Regions from separate parts of the Homo sapiens genome. Here region 2 is linked to region 1. The links are chromatin loops, found by intact Hi-C in ENCODE. Cell type or tissue: heart right ventricle. All regions are shown on one strand. Each heading gives the region's core, and the rest is flanking DNA. Links, peaks and the distances in the headings are about the cores only.

Region 1 (9,923 bases), core at 1,282-9,281:
TCTTTCCAAGGATTTTCTGCTTTCAGCTAAAATTTTCAGGTAGTGTTGTCATAACAGGGCCAAATAGAGAGATTCCCACATTTTGCTTTTTCTAAAATGACAGGCTACAGTATGGACACAAAGTTCAGGCTGCTGTCCCTTCAGACTTTGGAGAACTTGATTTTGAAAGAGCTCCTTTTCAGACTTTTCTACTACATTGTCATCTCTAAGATACCAAGACAGAAGGAACTTGCCTTGCTGACCCAGCCTCGTTAGCCTCCAGTCTACCCTTGCTAGGGTCTGAGCCTTTTCAAGTCCTGGCTGCAACCCCATTCTCTCTGCTTCTTTCCTAGCCATTTTAGTTGGCTTGAGTCTCATCATGCTCAGTCACTTCAATATCGTCATCTGTAACAGCCGAGGCCCCCGACCTTCCTTCCTTTCACTATGCTTGCTATCCATACTTCTGTATCATCCCAACCTTCAGTCATTTCCAGACCGCCTGACACTGCCACATGTAGTCTCAGAAACAGCAATGAGCTCTGTTACCTACTAACACTAGCATAAGCACCTGCTGCCACCAAGAATTCCTCTTACTAACCTAACATGGACTGCCAAAACCCCCCTCTTGTAACTGCTTAAAACTTTTCCTGCACTCTGGAATCCTGATGCCATCCAGCTTCTCTCAATCTATGGCCTGGATTTCTAGTTTATAGAGACAGTACTCACTCATTCAATAAATACAGAGGTTTTCTACAGCTCAGCCTCCTCTAGGCTGGGGCTGTATCAAGGAACAAAAGAGAGATCCCTGGCCCTGTGGAGCTCACATCTTAGTAGAGAAAAAGGATCAATAATAAACTTGATGTGTAAGTAAGATACATGGTTCACCAGGTGTAAAGTGCTGCAAAAAAAGGAAAGCACGGTAAATAAGGGCTCAAACTCGTTGTTTTCCCATGCAATCTGCCTACCATTTGCTCCACCCCCCCAAACATGTCAATATCCCCACCTATCCTCTCCTTATTTAGAAAATATTTAATGGGTTCCTATTCTGTGCCAGGCACTGTGAATACTGAGTATTATATAAAAAAACATGGTTCCGGCTGGGCATGGTGGCTCACGCCTATAATCCCAGCACTTTGGGAGGCCGAGGCGGGGCGGATCACGAGGTCAGGAGTTCGAGACCAGCCTGGCCAATATGGTGAAACCCCATCTCCACTCAAAAAAATACAAAAGTTAGACGGGCGTGGTGATGCACACCTGTAGTCCCAGCTACTCTGGAGGCTAAGGCAGAAGAATCACTTGAGCCCGGGAGGTGGAGGTTGCAGTGAGCCGAGACTGCGCCACTGCACTCCAGCCTGGCGACAGAGCAAGACTCCATCTCAAAAAAACCAAAAAAACAAAACAAAAACCAAAAACCAAAAACCATATATATACACACATATGGTTCCTGTCTTTATAGTTTATCATATAGTAGAAGAGACATTATCTTTAAAATGATTTCACAAATAGAAAATTACACATTGTTGTAAGCATGATAAAAGGAACAGTGGGACAAGATAACCTAATTTAGGGATTCAGAAAGCTCCTTTGAGAAAGTGACAATTAAGCAGAGCCTGAAAAAGTATGTCAGGGTTAGCGAGGTAGAGTATGTCTGTGTGTATGTGTGCGCACCTCGTACCTACAAACTCACTCCCACCAGCCTAGACAGTGCATGGGAAGGCCCTGAAATGGAAAAGAGCTTCTCGCCTTCGGGGGCTGAAGCCTAGCAGGGTTGTTTCACAGGAGGCTGGAGAGGTAGGCAGAGACCCTGGAAGGATTTTGGATTGTATCACTTGACCTATAGCTGGGAGAGCACTGGGTGGTTCCATGGATGGATACTCCTCAGTGTTCCTGCCTGGCTGCCACACTAGGAGAAGCCTGGAGCCTCCAGTTTCAGAGAGAAACTCTAGAGACAGGTTGCTACAATTGTTAACCCATGGTGAGCTGAACAGCTGTGCAGTCATGGGTTACCTAAGCTCAACAAGCACTTCAAGCTGTTGAGGTCTCTGAGACCCTGTGCAGACTCTAGAGCCATGTGGTTGGGAGAGGAGGCAGCGGTGCCCTCCTTGTTCAGCTCCGCCACCTGAGCAGGAATGCAACATGGGAAAAGAAGTTCCCTATGATCCACCTTACATTCCTCACCCTGGTCTGAACAGAGCAGGAGAGCAGGAGTGGGAGCACGCTGAGGTGCTTCTATCTTATTCAATCACCCAAGTCATAACTACCAACACAGTCTTTTCTTTAAAAATTTATTTAGAAATATTTAAGACATTTTTAAAAAGGCATAAAGACCAAATAATCAACAAATCTCCATGGAGCCAATCTCCAGCTTAAGAAATAAAATGTCCCCATTCCACCAAAGCCCCACCTATCTTTCCCTCCCTGACTGTATACTCCACCTTCCCCCAGCAAAGATCATCACCATTCAGAACTGGGGGTTTATCAGTTCCATACACTTCTCCTGAGAGGGAGTGCAGTAGCTACAAGTATGGCCTTGGGGTTGAAACTTCAGCTCTGCCACTTCTTTGCTGGGGATCCTGGATAAATTACTTAGCTTCTCCATCCTTCAGTCATGCCATCCATAACATGTGGGCAAGGGCGGGGGGATAAAAGGGAGCTAAGAATCCCTTACTGAGAGAGTTCCTTGAGGATTGATTGCTAATCTACGTAAAGAATGGTTTAGAACAGTGACTGGCACTTAGTACACAGTAAGCGTTTATAGTATAATAATCCTCCTCCTCTCAGAAGCAATGGAAGCCACAGAAGTTAAATAATCATGTTAAAGGAGGAACCACAGAGAATGACCTAAAGAAGGGAAGGCAGGCAGAGACTGCAGCAATTTAGAAGAGGTAATGACAGCTGTACTCAGGAATGGAGGATTAGATCTTACTCTGGTTCTAAACCACCCCCCTTAATTTGGTTCCCATATCTCCAACAGTTTGGAAAGTGTTAGGCGCTAGATGAATGTTAATGAACAGCCATCCCATTATTTTAAATGTTTACAAAGCAAGTAGTTAAAATGGTCTCTCCCACCCACCACCACAGGCACACCTGGTGCAGGACTGACAAGCCTGGCACACAGCTTATGCAGCCTCCGTGCAAGGAGAGCTGAGGCTAGGGATCTGGTTCCCCCAGTTACATGTGAGTGCATGTGACCTGGCAGGTACTGGCTGTGGGTGCCTGTAAGCACAGTACTGGAGATGGTGGCAGTTTCTGTGCAGGGGCCACATTCCCAATCGCTCCTTTTGTGGCTGAGAGAGACAGTGTTAGTGCCGCTTCCTGACCCCTGGTCTGCGGCAGTGGCACTGTGCTCTAGAAGTCAAGAGAGCCAATAGGGCCTCTCAATTATTCCTGGAGGTAGCAGCTCTTCAGGGAACTCTTTGGGGAGTCATTTCTGAAGGCCCAGCCTAGAGTTTACCCCCTTCAGCCCTTTCAGTGATTTTATACGCACCCAGTCCTCCATATTTTAAACCCATTTCTGCTTATAACAGCTAGAGTAGTTTCTATATTCTTCAGCCGAAATCTGGTTAAGAGCATATAGACTTTTTTAGCAAGGAGTTTTATTTATTTATTATTGAGATGGAGTCTTGCTCTGTTGCCCAGGCTGGAGTGCAATGGCATGATCTCGGCTTACTGCAACCTCCGCTTCCTGGGTTCCAGCAATTCTCCTGCCTTGGCCTCCCGAGTAGCTGGGATCACAGGCGCCCACCACCACGCCCAGCTAATTTTTGTACTTTTAGTAGAGATGCGGTTCTGCCATCTTGGCCAGGCTGGTCTGGAACTCCTGACCTCAGGTGATCCGCCCACCTCGGCCTCCCAAAGTGGCTGGGATTACAGGCTGAGCCACTGTGCCTGGCCCAAGTAGTACATTTAAATCTTCCATCTACCTAGACAACATCACAGTATGTGGTATGAGCTAGGTATACCACTGTTTCCCAGTAATGGCATTTACTGTTAAAAGGATCCTCAATTAGAATCCCGTGGGCTGCCACCATTAGCCTAAAGTATAATAACAAGTAGGTGTGAAATGGATGAGAGCAGTATATTTTAAAACTAACTTTTTATAGGTAAAAATGCTAACTGGGAGGGACATTTTTAACCCACACATTTTAACACATCTTCTTTCTGAAATTTGGATGCCCCTTACAATTGATGTATAAATACAACAAGGTTTCCTCATTCATGCTCCACCTCTGTCAACAGGACGTTATTGAATAGATGATATGTCCTATGACTGATGTCATCTCAGAACTTAAGAAACAAGCTTTTGTAAGATAAAGCATAGAACTTCTCTTATGCATGGACACCCCACACAATGAAAAAAATTGTCAAAAATCAAGCAGTAATTCTAGTCATTTCAGAATAAATATTCAAAGATTCAGAGTTTCTTAACATTTTAAATTTACTCAAATATAAGATTGTTTGCAAATGTGACTATGTAAGAGAACTATTCTCTTGTGCCAACATAATCAGTGATTCCAAGGAATATTTTTGTTATTACAATTTCTTCTGCAGCCTATACAGCAGCAAACATTGTGGCGAGAAGTTGCCTTAGAACAATGAGATGCGAGCAGAAGACAGCTCTGAGTACGGAGGGTCCATCTGCTGTGCTCATCAGCAGTCCTGGAGGGATACAAAGTGGTGCCTTCTGTTTGTTCAGTGGATGCTTCTGGCTGATCTATCACCGTGGCAACATTTGGAGCCCAACTCAAAACAAGCACAGACTCATTAACTACAAACTACATTAACTTAGTGTCTGTTGCTAATGAGAAATGCCGTTCAGAGGTATTTTCTACTCTAGCATATTACAGTTACCTCTCTAAAAGGTACCAAATGCCACTCTCAATACATCACATACTAGATAACATGAATGTTAAAAGAAAGCAAAATTATTTTAATAATGACTACAAACAGTAAGAATCATTTCATTAAAAGGTTACTTTGTTTTGGCCCTTGGATATTCCTGCTGTAAGAAAATGTACTATGTATCATATATGCAAGCACATCTAAGTTCTTTTTAAACAACAGGCTTATTTAGAAGATCAATTTAGAAAATGCCGCTAAGAGCATATGTTAAAGCTGAGTAATCAAGACAGCATTAATGCCTACTGGCTCTCCTGTAATCTTCTCATATGTAACATTGATCATAACTCTCTCCAAGTGAGGCAACACACTGGACAAAACATTAAAGGCAAAGAAAGTCCACTGGGTGTAGAGCTTGTCAGTTCCCTTAACTCCTTCTTGACCACATCTCTTTTCATGCTAAATCATCCTGAACTAAATGAGCTCTCAGAACAAATGGCAAATCCTAAATCTCATGAAACACAGAAGATTTAAGTGGAATTATGTCTCAAATGTGTTCTCCCAGGACTGATAAATTGGGAAATAGCAGTAATCTTAGGTATTTTCTCTCCAAAAGTGCAGAATCCTACAACCCGCCAGAAGAGGGAGCCAAAGTTAAACTACTCCAACATTTAGTAAGACAAGGCTGGTGCAGGAGGAGAGAAATTGGCCTTATTTCAAACTGATTTGGAAAAGCCTTCTTATTCTCTTAGGCAAAAGAGCACAACTCCTCTTTGATGCCTCGCATAGTGAACCAATCCCCATCTCTCACTTTGGCCTCACCTCATACCCTGCTATTTCATAGCTTCCTGTTTGTTTAGTTCATGGAAAATGTCATACTCCATACGGCCACAGGCTCTTTACAGATGCTGTTCCCTCTCTATGTAGGAGTGTTCCCTGGCCTAGTTGGGTCCTGCTCACCCTTCAGATTCAATGATACCTTCCACAACTCCTGCCAAGTTTGGGCTCCTTTGTTGATGCTGTCACACAGTCACCATCCCAGTTAGTAAGGATACATGTATCACTGTGGTTGAGATTTATGTCCATTCCTCATAAGACTCAGCTCCATGAGAGTGGGAAGTGTATCTCTATTTTAACATTTTCTTCCCATAGCAATCAGCACAGTACCAAGCAAATAGCAGGTGCTCAATAAATATCTGCTGGATCAAATGATTAGTTAGCTCAGTTAGTTTCTAAGTTCTGCCTACTCTATCAATCATCACTACCCTTCCCTGTCTACCCCCGCCACTTAGCTAGTAAGCTGGAGTCTGACCTATGCACTGATCCAACTGTACCTGCTGCCTCCAGCCCTCTCTCCTCCTCTGTTTAATTCGTCTTCAATTCTGCAGGTTCAGTGATCTTTCTAAAGCACAAATCTCATGATGTCACTCTCCTACTTAAAACTCTCCAATGGCTCCCTCTCTGGTCCAGAAGATCTAAAGTCCTTAGGAAGGTGTTCAAGGACTCTATGAGCTAGCTTCCCACCTTCCACCTCTCTCAAAAGAGCTGAAAAACAGTTTCAACTCTTTTTTGGGTAGAATAGCTTGGTAAGGGTGCTCAGTTTTAATGACCTGATGGACGGGTTTAAGATGACTGGGATAAGGCAACCCCTCCTTGTCCTTGCTTTCATAGCAAACTTAGGGCACAACTGGGAGTGGCCCAGCTCTTGTATGCACTTACCTCATTCATATCAGTATTTTCCTTTCCCAATTCTCTCACTTACTTTTAAAAACAAGTTATCTTTTCTTATAGAGATGCAAATATTTGATGAAAAGATGACCAAACCTAAATCCTTTCAGGTAGAAAGTGTGAGATAGATAAATCACAACCAACTTCACTGACCATCTGCTGGGTCCTCACTGCACTGGCCACCACCTCACTCAGCAGCTCCTCTGCTGCCAACATTGTAAAATTTCTTTTTTGTACTTTCCTTAGAGCCTGACTTCTCATACCTGGAAGCACTGGCTCCCTATCCGCCACTGGCCATGAAATGCTTATACTGACCTACTGACACCTGGCTGAGATAAAGCAGTTACAATGCCCAGAACATTTTATTGCATTCATTTGCATATACATATATTTGCTTATCTGCCTGGCTCTTCCCACTAAAATATCTCTTTGAGAACAGGGAACTTTTTTAAAAAAGCCTTTATTTTAGGTTAGGAGGTACATATGAAGGTTTGTTACACAGGTAAACTCATGTCATGGGGGGCTTGATGTACAGATTATTTCATCACCCAGGTATGAAACCCAGTGCCCAACACTGATCTTTTCTGCTCCTCTCCCTCCTTCCACCCTCCACCCTCAAGGAGAACCCAGTGTCTGTAGTTTCCTTCTTTGAGAACAGGGAACTGATCTCTGCCATCTAACAGGTATTTATTAACTGTTTAAGTTAATTAATGAATTAACTAGCCATCTCTAGGTAGCAAAATGTGACTAATATTTAGCTCATTTATTAATGTAATCTTTGGTTATGCTAAAAGCTAGATAAAATGTGATTCTATTTGAAAGTGCATATTTTCTGATATTACTATTTACAAGTAACTACACACATAGAAGGGCAATGACTGAGGCATGTAGACAACCTGTAGCGATGAGTCTTTCTGCCCAACTCTAGAGGCCAATTTAGTATCAGAAACCAATCTGGAAAAAGAAAATAAATAACAATGAAAAATGGGCAAAAGACTTTAAAAGACGCTTCACCAAGATGACAAATAAGCACATTAAAATAAAGTGCCACATTAGTCATTAGGTTAATGCCAATTAAAAGTGTAATGAGATACCACTACATACCTATTAGAATGGCTAAAATTATGAAGATGACCATACCACACATTGGTGAAGATGCAGAACTGTGAAACAGTATAAACACGTTGGGAAAGAGCTGTGTGCAATTTCTTGAAAAATGAAACATACACCTATCATATGCCATAGCCATTTTACTATTATACATTTACTCAAGATAAATGAAAGTATATAGCCATATAAGACTTGTACATAAATGTTAAAAGAAGCTTTACTCAATAGCTCAAAACTGGAAAAACGCAGATGTCCATGAACAGGAGAATGAAGAGGATAAATAGCTGTGATACACCTACACAATGGAACACTGCTCAGCAATAAAAAGGAATGAACTACTGATACACACTACAGCATGGATGAATTTCAAAAGCAATACACTGAGTGAAAGGAGCCAAAGTGCACAGTGTAGGAGTCCCTCAATACAATGTTCTAGAAATAAAAACTCTTTTATAGTGGCAGAAAGCAGATCAGTGTTTGCCTAGAGACAGATGGGGGTAGGGTGGGGACAGAGGAGATGGATCAGAAAAGGTCACAAGGACACCTTCAGGGATGATGGGTGTCATCTTGATCATGGTGATGGTTTAACAGGTGAATATATGCCAACACTTATCTATTTCTTCTCTTTAAATATAATGTCCACAATAACTCAATAAAGTTGTTTTTAAAAAAACACAGAAAAGAAACTGGTCTGGGTAAACAAATTATTTTTTAGACAGCAGACTGTCAGCATCCTTTAGAGTTATAAACTGTAACTTTGTCTAAACTTAGAAACTGCCTTTATGTTTAAAGTTTTAGTGAAAAGTTATATGAAACAGAGATGTGAACTTTCACTTTATCTGAGACTCAGGAGAAGTGCCCTCGGGAGGCGCCCCCGGAGCACAGCGCCCCGCTTCCTTGCCGCTAGGCTCACTTCCTTTGTTTCACAATTTGTTCAAGAACTTATACGTTCATGTACCTACTCAGAGGTTCTGGCAATACATTTTTACCCTTTTGAATAACCTATATATTTTTAAAATGTCTCATCTTAATATTTTTTTTGTTTCCATGGAAAAAAATTAATGTTTATTATATTTCCCCCTGGAATTTAACAGTAAAATAAACACTTTAAATATAAAGCAACATAGCTAAAGAAAGACATATCTAATATTTCAAACCTAAAAGATGCCATCCCCTAAAGATACCTCATACAATCAATTTCTTAGGAATTTCCTTCAGCCTTATTTGAAAACATCCTAAGTGTCTAAGTTCCTTCCTAAAATTAATAATTATACTGACAACAAATACAGAATACTCATGTCTCCAGCCCCATTATGTGGTTGTAGAAAAAACATATGAAAAACATATATTTCTATGTGTGACTATAAAATTGGGAAGATATGCTATAAACCTCAATTCTTACTACTTTTCATTCTGATTGATATTAAACTTTATATGTTTAGAATGAGCCTAAGCACACTGCCAATACTTTGTGACTCTAAAACCTCCATCACTCAACTGAAGACTACTGGAAGACTATGGCTTCAACTGACTTACATTATTAACAAAAGCACCTAGAGGTTTTGTTTACCAATTACAAACTGAACGCATGGTAAAGTTTAATACCTCACTGCAAAACTAAAATTATACTCTTTATAAACAAGATTAGGATACTAATTAAATGTACGAATTTGGGCTGAGCTGGTGGCTCAAGCCTGTAATCCCAGCACTTTGGGAGGCCAAAGTGGGTGGACTGCTTGAGTGTGAGACCAACCTGGGCAACAGGGCGAAACCCTGCCTGTATAAAAAAATACAAAAATTAGCCAGGCACTGTGGCATGCACCTGTAGTCAGCTACTTGGGAGGCTGAGGTTGGGGTATCACTTGAGCCTCGGAGGTGGTGGCTGCAGTGAGCTGTGTTCGTGCCACTACACTCCAGCCTGGGCAACAGAGTTAGACCCTCTCTCTCAAAAAAAGTATAAATTCAGATGTATATGACTTAAAAATCATAATTCAGGCCAGGGGCAGTGGCTCACGCCTGTAATCCCAGCACTTTGGGAGGCCGAAGTGGGCAGATCACGAGGTCAGGAGATTAAGACTATCCTGGCAAACATGGTGAAACCCTGTCTCTATGAAAAATACAAAAATTAGCTGGGCATGGTGGTGCGCACCTGTAGTCCCAGCTACTCTGGAGGCTGAGGCAGCAGAATTGCTTGAACCTGGGAGGCAGAGGTTCCAGTGAGCCGAGATTGCACCACTGCATTCCAGCCTGGGCAACAAGAGCAAAAC
Region 2 (9,923 bases), core at 647-8,646, 130 kb after region 1:
CAGTACATTCAAGTTCCCTCTGTCTGTTCAGAGAACTCTTACTCATACTGTAAGACCGAGGTCAAATGTCACCTTTGCTGAGCTGCCCGTCTCTGACAGCCACCTCTCCAGCACTGGAGCTCCGTTCCCCTCTCAGGGCTCCACAGCGCCTCCTTCCTACCCATCCTGGAATTTACATTCATCCTATGGAAATAGTGTCTCGCAAGCCTGCTCCCCACCCTGCACCCACCAGGAGTCCCCTGGGGTCAGACACTGTCTTTTCTTTCTCCTTTCATCGTTGGTTCCCAGGTTCCATGCCTGGAACCTGGAAGCGGCTCCTGATTTTGCTGAATGAATGTGGGAGGGAGAAAAAGGGAAGGGGTGGCGGAGGCCCCCCTCCAGCCAAGCAGACCCCCAGGTGTCAGGCCCCAGGCAGAGCCCCTTCCCCCAGCCTGGGACCCTCACTGCTTCTTGCTCCTGTGGACAGGAAAGGCCCCATCCTCAGGGGCCACAGTGGCAGAGGCCCCTGGGGAAGCGATGACAGACAGGCGCAGCCACTCCTGCTGACATCTCTCCTAGACCCTCGTCCTCCTTGGAGAACCTCCCCTGGATTCTCAGTAGCCGGAGCTCTGTCAGCTTGACGGGTGGAGTGAGGGTCACCAAGAGCCCTTCCTTCTTGTTTTAAACTCCCTCCTCTTCCTTGACCAGGAGAGTCTGAGAGCAGAGGAGGGAGGGGGGCTTACCCCAGGGGTGAGGATGTTGAGCTTTCCCTCCCTGGGGCTGCCACCCGACCCTTTAAAGGTTAAATGTGTTTATGCAGCATCTTCAGGAGGCTGCTGGGTCTGACAAAACGGAGAGAAGAGTGATTAATGGCTGGTGTCCTTGCTGCCGCCACCACAGGGAAGGAGGCTTCCATGGCTGCCCAGGAGCCACTCCTGTGACTCCAGGCTTCAGCCTTTCAGCAGGCTTCGGGACGAGTACTTCTGGACCAAGAGGAGGCTGCGATTCTGGAATGGGGCCTGGAGGGAGGCTGGGGCGCTGCTCTCTTGGGAAAATGAGAGTTTGCTCCAGGCCAGAGCGGATCCTGTGGGATTGCAGGCAGAAGGGAACAGAAGTTTCTGAACCACTGAGGCTTGTTGTAGAAATTCATGACTTTTACATTGTGCCCTGTAATATGGTCCTATGTGTCTTAGTAGAACAATTATGCTTTAGGTTGTGCAACAATCAAATTACTTAAGTTAACACCGGCCAGGCGCAGTGGCTCATCTCTAAAATCCCAGCATTTTGGGAGGCCAGGCCAGGAGGAACACTTGAGCCCAGGAGTTGGAGACCAGCCTGAGCAACATAAGGAGACTCCATCTCTACAAAATATTTTAAAGTTATCTGAGTGTGGTGGCACCCAAGACTTGGGAGGCTGAGGTGGGAGGATCGCTTGAGCCCAGGGTTTAGAGGCTATAGTGCATCATTGCACTGCAGCCCCGGGAGACAGAGCAAGACCCTGTCTCAAAACAACAATGACAACAACAACATTTACTCCTCCCATCCCAATCTACTTAAGTAAAATGATTACTCCAGCAAGCTGTGCTGATGAGTGTGTCCTGAGCCCCTCACCCAGAGCTCCTGAGGACCCCAGTTGGAGAAACCTGGGCTTACAGGCATCCCTGGGAGGTGGCAGGGGAGGAGGTGGGGATGGGGAGCTGGGGGGAAGCCAGCATGGCCTCAGGTTTCTGCCACTGCCCCAAGGCCTGGACCTCTGTTGGAGGTGTGCTGGGCTTGCATCTTCAAGTAAGGGCTCCGTTTTGCAGCATGGCATCGGGCACAGCCTGGGTGCTCAGAGTGGGCTTTTTGAGTGAATGACGAATGCATGAAAGGTGACTCTCAGAGCAGAGTTCAGAGGAAGCCAGGTGTCAGGGGGATGACCAGACCCTTGCCCAGGAGGGAGGAGTCTCAACTGTGGGGGGTGGGTGGGGGAGAGTGGATGGGAGGGTGGGGGGCACGCAGCCCTGACACCTGGCACTCCAGCCAGCCTTGGGCCTCTGCTGCCCTGTTTGGGGTCTTTGATACAAGCATTCCTGCAAGAGCTCCTTGCACGCCGACACCTTCCCATCGGGAGAGGCTGGAAGCATGGTGGTTGCCTGCCGTGTCCCAGCTGTTGTGGGTGCTTCTTCACGGCCAGTTCCTCTGACCTGGAATGGCCAGACTCGTCTTGAAGGGTGAGAAGTCATATCTCCGAATGCCCAGCAGGGTGCCTGGCAAGGGCTGCTGCTCTCTTATTATTATCATTAACGTTGGGAGATCGGCATTGAACTCACCTCTTGAGAGTTGAGGAGCCCCTGGTGGGGGACACTAAGCACCTGCCCCCACCGAGGGGACAAGCTGGGGTTGGCACAGAGCTCTCTCCCGCTCCAAGTCCTGCCTTCCCCGCCGGGCCACAGCTGCTCCAATCACGATGCTTCCCAAAGGACTTTCTGCAAGTGACCCTGGCCTCATCTCTTTCTGAGGACTGTAGACACCTCAGGGAGAGGGACACTGTGTCGGTTTCCTGTGGCTGCTGTAACAAATTCGCACAGACTGAGAGCCTTCGAACAGCAGGCATGGATCCTCTCACGGCTCTGGAGGCCAGAAGCCCAGGATCAAGGTGTCAGCGAGGTGGGTTCCTTCTGACGGCTCCAGGGAAGAAGCCACCCTGTGCCTCTCTTCTTGCTTCCGGCGCTTGCCTGCAGGCCTCAGCGTTCCTTGGCTTGTAGACTCCAGTCTCTGCCTTGGTGGTCTCATGCGTGTGTCTCTGTGTCCAAATTTCCCTTTCTGGCCAGACGTGGCGACTCACTCCTGTAATCCCAGCACTTTGGGAGGCTGAGGAGGGCGGATCACCTGAGGTCAGGAGTTGGAGACCAGCCTGGCCAACATGGTGAAACCCCATCTCTACTAAAAATACAAAAATTAGCTGGGCGTGGTGGCAGGTGCCTGTAATCCCAGCTACTCGGGAGGCTGAGGCATGAGAATCACTTGAACCGGAAAGATGGAGATTTCAGTGAGCTGAGATTGAGTCACTGCACTCCAGCCTGGGCAACAGAGCGAGACACTGTCTCAAAAATAAAAAATAAAAAAAAATTCTCTTTATTTTAAGGATGCCAGCCTTTGGACTGAAGTCCCACCCTATGACCTCGCCTTAATTTGATTACGTCTGCAAAGATGCTATTCCAGAATAAGGTCACATTTACAGTTGCTGGGGGTATGATCGCTTGGAGAACACAGTTCAAACCCCTGCAGACACAAATTCATGCCTGCCCACCAGCTCGAGCCCCAGACACTGCTTTCAGGGGAGCCCATGCCAAGGCAGCAGGTGGGTGTCTGTCTGTCTGGAGGATCTGTGGGGAGAGTAGGTTACTTTGGGGTTTGTATAGGGAGGCAGGACGGTGGCTGTGCAGAGGGAGAGAAGGGAGATGCAAAAAGACCCCAGGGAAATGAGGAACAAATGGGGACGGGACACAGGCCTCTGGAGGGAGGTGGGATCCTTAAGTCTCAGGGGTTGGGGAAAGAAAGCTGAAGGCATTTTGAGGGAAGCAGTGCATAGCCCAGTGATCTGGCAGTGGTGAGGGTTCTAGGGGGAAGAAGAGCAGGCTGTGGGGTCTGATTCCTCCATGCGCTATCCCCCAGTAGGCGAGTGGCCTGATCCTTTTTGACCTCTGCTTTCCCTTCCCTTCCCCTTTCTTCCCTTCCTCTTCACTTTCCCCTTCCTCTTCCCTTTCTTTCTTTCTTTCTTCTTTTTCTTTTTTTTTCTTTCTTTCTCTCTCTCTCTCTTTCTTCTCTCTCTCTCTCTTTCTTGCTTCTTTCTTTCTCTCAGAGTCTTGCTCTGTCACCCAGGCTGGAGTGCAGTGGTGCCATCTCGGCTCACTGCAACCTCCCCCTCTCGGGTTCAAGCAATTCTCCTGCCTCAGCCTCCTGAGTAGCTGGGATTACAGGTGCATGCCACCATACCCAACCTTTTTTTTTTTTTTTTTTTTTTTTTTTTTTTTAGTAGATATGGGGTTTCATCATGTTGACCAGGCTGGTCTCAAATTCCTGATTTCAGGTGATCCTCCTGCCCCGGCCCCCCAAAGTGTTGGGATTACAGGCATGAGCCGTCGTGCCTGGCCTTGATCCCTGTTTTCTGATTGCCCTAATTGGGAGAATAACTCCTCCCCTATGAGACAACAGATGAGAAAGTGCTTGGAAAGTAAAAGCAATGTTCACCATTAAAGATTGTAACATGTGGAGTGCTGCATGACTGAATTGTCAAACATGAATAACTCAGCTCTTTTCAGATTCACAATCATGATCAATGCCTCCGGGACTATGAAAACGCCATCATGAATGTTTACATTATTCTCTTGGGTGAGCGGAGCTTTGGAAAGGAAAAAAAGGAAAGTCTAAACTGACAAACTTCTGAAAACACTCGGGTCTGGCAGGAGTTCTCTTCTCTCCCCGAGAGCAGAATTGGGGTTGAGCGGCACTTGGTAGGCGTGGAGCGCGCTTCAGTCTCGGGCCACTACCCCAGGCGTTTTCTCATCTGACACTCACAGCAGCCCTCGGGTAGGCAGACACGGTGTATTTACGCCTTTCATTCGAGTCCCTTTGGGGGAGCAGGAGGGAGGGAGGGTGTGAGTGTGTGCGCGCACCCGTGCATGGGGGAGGCGGGGCCTTTCGATTCCGATGCCAGTTACGCAGACACCCTCACATCCTCGGATATACCGCCACCGAGCCTGAAGTGCTGACAATATCCCCATTTTTCTCTGTCCTGACAGCTTTTGAGATGCCAGGCCAGCCTCCCTTCCTAATCGGTCATTTTCTGAGGAGGGGCAGCTCGGGCGGTTGTTAGAGCAGAACGCACGGCTTCAATCCCTCTGTGTGGTGGACCTTGTTGCGCAAGGGTCCCTGTGTCCGGCACGTCATCGCCCTCTGTGAGAATGAGCTCTCCTTCCGGTCACTGCGCGGTGATCGCAGCAGAGGGGACGTGGCATTAACAGCACGCGGTTGCTCCACTCACCCCTGGCTTTGTAGCCTACAGCAGCTTGAAACACATGACGCTGTAACAACCTCTACCACGCCACGGAGGCATTCTTTTTTATTGTTTCCATTTTCTAGTTTGTGGCAGATTGGATTCCTGTTTCTAATTCTTCCCTCCCTCCCTGGTGTAGAATTTCACATTTGCCTCTTTCGCCAGGTGGCTTTGCAGTGCGTTCCCGCCCTCCCCCGCCAAGAGTGGGTGCAGAATTTTTCCCTGCTCCGCGTCAATGCTGGGTGTGGCCATGAGCCCTGAAATTACACATGGAGCCCAGCCTCTGCTGATCTGTACCCATTAAGAAGAAAAAATGTTGATCTTTGTTGCTGTAGGTCATTGAGATTTCTGGGGTTGTCTGTTATGTAGCATTATTCTAGCGACTAGTTCCCAGGTCATTCATTCACTCAACAAACACTGTGTGGCTGCCTTGGGTTAGGAATGCTGCTAGGAGCTGGAGATAAAAAGACAGGACTTAGTCCCTAGCCTCGGGGGTCTTACTGTATAATAGAGTTGTGGCTGTCAGGCTGTGAGGAGACAAGACAAAGCCAGTTCCCTGTCGCACAGGGGTTTTCAGAGTTCGGGGTGGAGAGGGTGGAAATGGGAGCCCCAACAGGCAGGGTGTCAGGTAGGGCAGCCCACGTCCCACCCAGAACGACATGCCTCCTTTTTAATCTGTGTCATATTTTGGGGTCTTGAGTAAGGTGCTATTTCCCAGAAGGATCCTAATGCCAAAACAGTTTGCAAAGCTCTGTGGGAGGAAGCTGCAGGTCACAGGAGGGGAAACTTAGATCACACAGACTCAATAAGGAAGACCGGGGCTGCTCCCAAACCTCAGGCATGATCCACTGGGATCCATCAGCAATGTCTTTTTCCTCTTTATTATTTCTTCCAAATACCAGCCCTGGGAGACACGTTAGAACCCATCTAGCTACACATAACAGCTCTCCACATCTCTGTGGGAATATAGACAGGCCCGAGGCAGGGGGCTGGCTCAGGGTTCCACAGTGGCAGAGGAAGAGCCTCCACAGATCCCGCCTTGCCCTCTGTCGCCAGCTTCTCCTCTCTGCCTCCATGATCTGGAACCTTCAGCTGGTCAACTGAGCCACGCCCGGTGCTGTGGTGCTTCCCCAAGCTGCACACGCCGATGGCAGTGAGGAATGACTGCGCCCATTGCATCACCTCCTCGCTGTCAGTGAGCCAGTGAGCACCTGCGGCTGCTTCGAGGGGAACTACAATAAAACTTCCAAGACAGTCCACTTTTTAGGAGGTATAAGCAAAGAGCAAACACAACCTGTCAATCGTGCCGAATGCTGCTGATGCTGTTCTCTCATCCTAAAACAGACGATGAAAATGCTAAGCTCTGTAAAGAAGGACTTAGTCATATTCAAAATTCTCCAATAAACACCTCACTGTTGTGTTTCGCCAGCTCCGCATTACACGCAAGTCTCAATGGCCCGTGGCTCAGTGTCCTGCTCCGTGAAATGACGGAATTGGACACAGCTCACAGCTCACTCTGGAGTTAACTGAAGCCCTTGAAGGAAAACCACCAGGTTTTCTAAGAGTTTATGGCATTATTTATTTTTATTATCCTCACCAAAAATTTATGTTCAGCCACTTTTTTTTTCCTCTAAATTTTCTGGAACGTTTCTCCTTAGTGTTCTTCATTCATGAAGCACATAAAAGTCTCTTTGACCTTATCTCTCTCTCTCTTTTTGTAAAGCTCTTCTTGGTATTATTGAATTTTATTCATAGCAAGACCCATCTGAGGCAATCCTGGTGCAATCTTCCTCACTTTGTCTGTCTTCCTTCCTTCCTTCTTTCCTTTCTCCCTTCCTTCTCTCTCTCTTTGTGTCTTTCTTTCTTTCTTTTTCTTTCTCTCTCTCTCTTTCTCTCTCCTTCCTTCCTTCTTTCCTTCCTTCCTCTCTCCCTCCCTCCCTCCCTTCCTTCCTTCCTCCCTTCCTTCTCTCTCTCTTTCTTTTCTTTCTCTCTCTCTTTCTGTCTCTCTCCTTCCTTCCTTCCTTCCTTCCTTCCTTCCTTCCTTCCTTCCTTCCTTCCCTTCTTTCTTTCCTCCCTCCCTCCCTCCTTCCCTCCCTCCCTCCCTTTCTCTCTCTCTCTCTCTCTTTCTTTCCTGTCTCCAATCATCCACCCACCCACCTATCCATCCACCCACCCGCCCATCCATCCATCCACCCACTCACCCATCCATCCATCCACCTACCCACCCACCCATCCATTCATCCACCCACCCATCCATTCATCCATTCTTTCACCTAGTCATCCACCGATTCAACCACCCATCCACCCATCCAGTTATCTACCCACCCACCCATTCACCACCCACCCACCCACCCATCCATCCACCCATCCATCCAATCATCCACCCATCCATCCAACCACCTATCCACCCACCCTTTCACCCATCCACCCATCTATCTATCTATCCATCCATCCTCCATCCATCCATCCATTCATTTAACAAAAGAGACAATCTCCTGTCCCCTTTGGGAACACTGCCAAGTTTTCTCTGCCTTGCAGCTGGGTCGAGTTGACATTTGGCAGAAGGAGGTGGGTGGTACATTTTGCATCAGGGCCTAGGCCTGCCTCAGACACAGGTGTTCAGCTCCATGCCAGGACTAATGCTGGGCATGGAAAGCTGGAGAGGTGGCTTTGTGCCCAGGGCCGGTTGTAGCATCTTGGCATGTTTCTGTTCCCAAAGTCCCCAGTGGGCACAGGGACATTCAGCCATCTTCAGAGATAGCTACCATTTAAAGCAACAAGGAGATAGGACAACCATCACTTTCCCTGACTCCAGTGAGACCTGGAGGCTGTCCTGCAAGTGAGATGCCACCTTAAGCTCTTCATGAGCAGAGTTGCCCATAGCCCTTAGCTCACTGCAGGAAGCAACCAATGTGGCCCCCACATTAGTAGCCCTCAGAGCCAGACCAAGTTCAAAATTTGGTTAACAAACCTGTAGGCTTCTTCTTGTTTTCAAATGTCACAGAAAATCTTTTTGTGCTATTGTAGGAATGGAATCTCTCCTTCCTTCAGCCTCATCTGAGTTGAGGTGGGGAGAGTTGGACACAAAGTTCAAGGGGAGAGAACACTCAAAACAGCCCCCAGAAAGCCAAGGCAGGGGTTGGCACACCAAAATGACACAGAGACAGCTCCATGCCCTAATGGGTCGATCCCATCCTTCAATAACAGTGGGTGGCTGGGATCTTCTGCATTTCACGGGAGGCTCAGGGAGATGAAGCAACTTGCCTGAGGTGTCACAGGTGTAGGAAGGAGAGTAGGGGCAGATGGGGCCCAACTCCAGGTTTGCCTGGATGCAGAGCCACGCGTTCCCCCCGCCTCCTCCTTGATGGGTTCTCTCTGCACGCTTCAGGGTGCCCCCATGCTCTGCTCGGCCCCTGCAGCAGGAGGGCACAGAGCTCACTGCTGGCTGGTCTCCATGGCAACAGCTGACGAGTCTGCATCAGATGATGGCAGAGCTGCCTTGGAGCGCGAGCTTGGCTGTGACGGCAGGGACTTGGGAGGAGAGGAGCTGGAGGAGTGGGGGATGGGGCATGAGCTGGGGTGCCGGATGGGCTGCTCTCCCAGCAGCCATTTGGAAGATGCTTCCAGTCAAGTCTCAATCTCAGTCGGTCACTGGTCCATGTATATTTCATGGACATCTACCCTGTGCTGGGCACTGGGCAGACAACAGTCTACTGGACCCAGTCTCACTCTCAAGGGGACTGTAGTCCAAGAGAGAGGCAGGTAGATTATCAGGTAATTCCAGCTCACCACGATTGATGGGAAGGTAGGGAAAGTTTGGGATACATGCAAGGCCGTAGGAGAGGCACCCCACCGGGGCTTGGGGGCAGGAAAGTTTTCCAGGAGAGAGGGATATCTACGTGGCTTTCTGGCGGGGGGGGGGGGGTCGGGGAGAGAGAGAGAGGGAGAGAGGGAGAGAGAGAGAGATGAATGAGATCTGCCAGGAGTCCTCAGTGCCTGGAGCTCCAAGGGAGGAAGGCTAGGGAGGGAAGCCATGCTTGTCCTGGGGCCGAGATGAGGAGGAAGGGGAGGGTCTGCTCCAGGCCAGCCCTGGACAAGGGGATAAATTTTGTCTTCACCAGACACTGAATTGGTCATCCTCACCTCCCACCTTACAGATGAAGAAACTGAGGCTCAAAGAGCCACAGCGGGACGGAGGAGGTGGACCCGGCTCTGATGCAGGTGGCTGGTTCGATGGCAGACTCCCCTGTGCCGAGACTCCCAGACCAAATCCGGAGGTCCTGGAGTAGAGTGGGTGGGTCCGCCAGGGCATGGCCAGGCTGCCTGTCTCTGGAGACTCCCCCAAGGAAGTTTCTTGACCTTGAGGATGATAACGCAGGGCAGGCTCTTGAGGGCTGTGCAGGGACTCCCTGGAGAGCCCTGGGAAAAGCAGGTCCCCGCCTGCCTGGGCCTCTGCCTCTGCTGCAGGGGCCAGCACAGGTGTCAGGTCCCCACACATTTCATGTCCAGGCCATTTTCCCACTCTAGGGCCAAGGCTGGGCACTTCCCAGTCAGTGGCACAGCTGGTACTGTGGGGTCTCTCGCTCTGCAAAGGTTGGTTTCAATCCCAAGTGTCACTGCTGGAAACACTGGCCACCCCGGGACATGTGGTCTTGCCAGTCCTTCTGCAGGGCTCTGTTTCTTAGGTCCCAATCATCTGCAGGGAGCACTAGTCCGAGATCTTCCAAGATGCTGGGCAGGAACAAGCCTGCTATGCTCATTCCCAAAGGACTCCACATCTAGATAAATGAAGGCCTGGAAGGCTCTTTGGCTCTACACTAGCAAAACAGCTTACGTCACCCTGCCTAAAGAGACAGTCAGGAAATCCCCTTGTTCCTGGGCGAGGAGAAGCTGGCCCACACGGAGT

Evidence for each region. A loop is a pair of places that touch in the nucleus more often than their neighbours do. Peaks named below come from ENCODE experiments on the same cell type or tissue, not always from the same donor. Only the 100,000 strongest peaks of a DNase experiment are listed, where the experiment ranks them.
Region 2: it touches region 1 in a loop (2.6-fold over the local background); 10 of 110 quality-filtered maps call a loop at or near these places.

Annotation. Positions count from the first base shown.
Region 1 is chr17:78,009,580-78,019,502 of GRCh38, reverse strand. The region is part of intron 3 of TNRC6C (trinucleotide repeat containing adaptor 6C); the gene reads right to left. Among named protein-coding and RNA genes, the nearest start is that of TNRC6C, 56 kb to the right of the region's middle. In heart right ventricle, for the core only: a CTCF peak has its summit at 5,456 (motif pointing right); a DNase peak (open chromatin) is centred at 5,472.
Region 2 is chr17:77,882,790-77,892,712 of GRCh38, reverse strand. It overlaps LINC01973 (long intergenic non-protein coding RNA 1973), which reads left to right and starts at 8,626. Exons shown (of 2, transcript NR_028337.1): 1 at 8,626-8,791; 2 at 9,175-9,923. It overlaps LOC107985087 (a long non-coding RNA gene), which reads left to right. Exons shown (of 4, transcript XR_001753033.2): 2 at 2,489-2,628; 3 at 3,107-3,322; 4 at 4,052-4,163. RefSeq lists enhancers at 897-1,445, 1,886-2,386, 9,789-9,923. In heart right ventricle, for the core only: no CTCF peak of the experiment used is centred there; DNase peaks (open chromatin) are centred at 4,902 and 6,160; H3K4me3 peaks cover 1,319 bases; H3K27ac peaks cover 2,910 bases.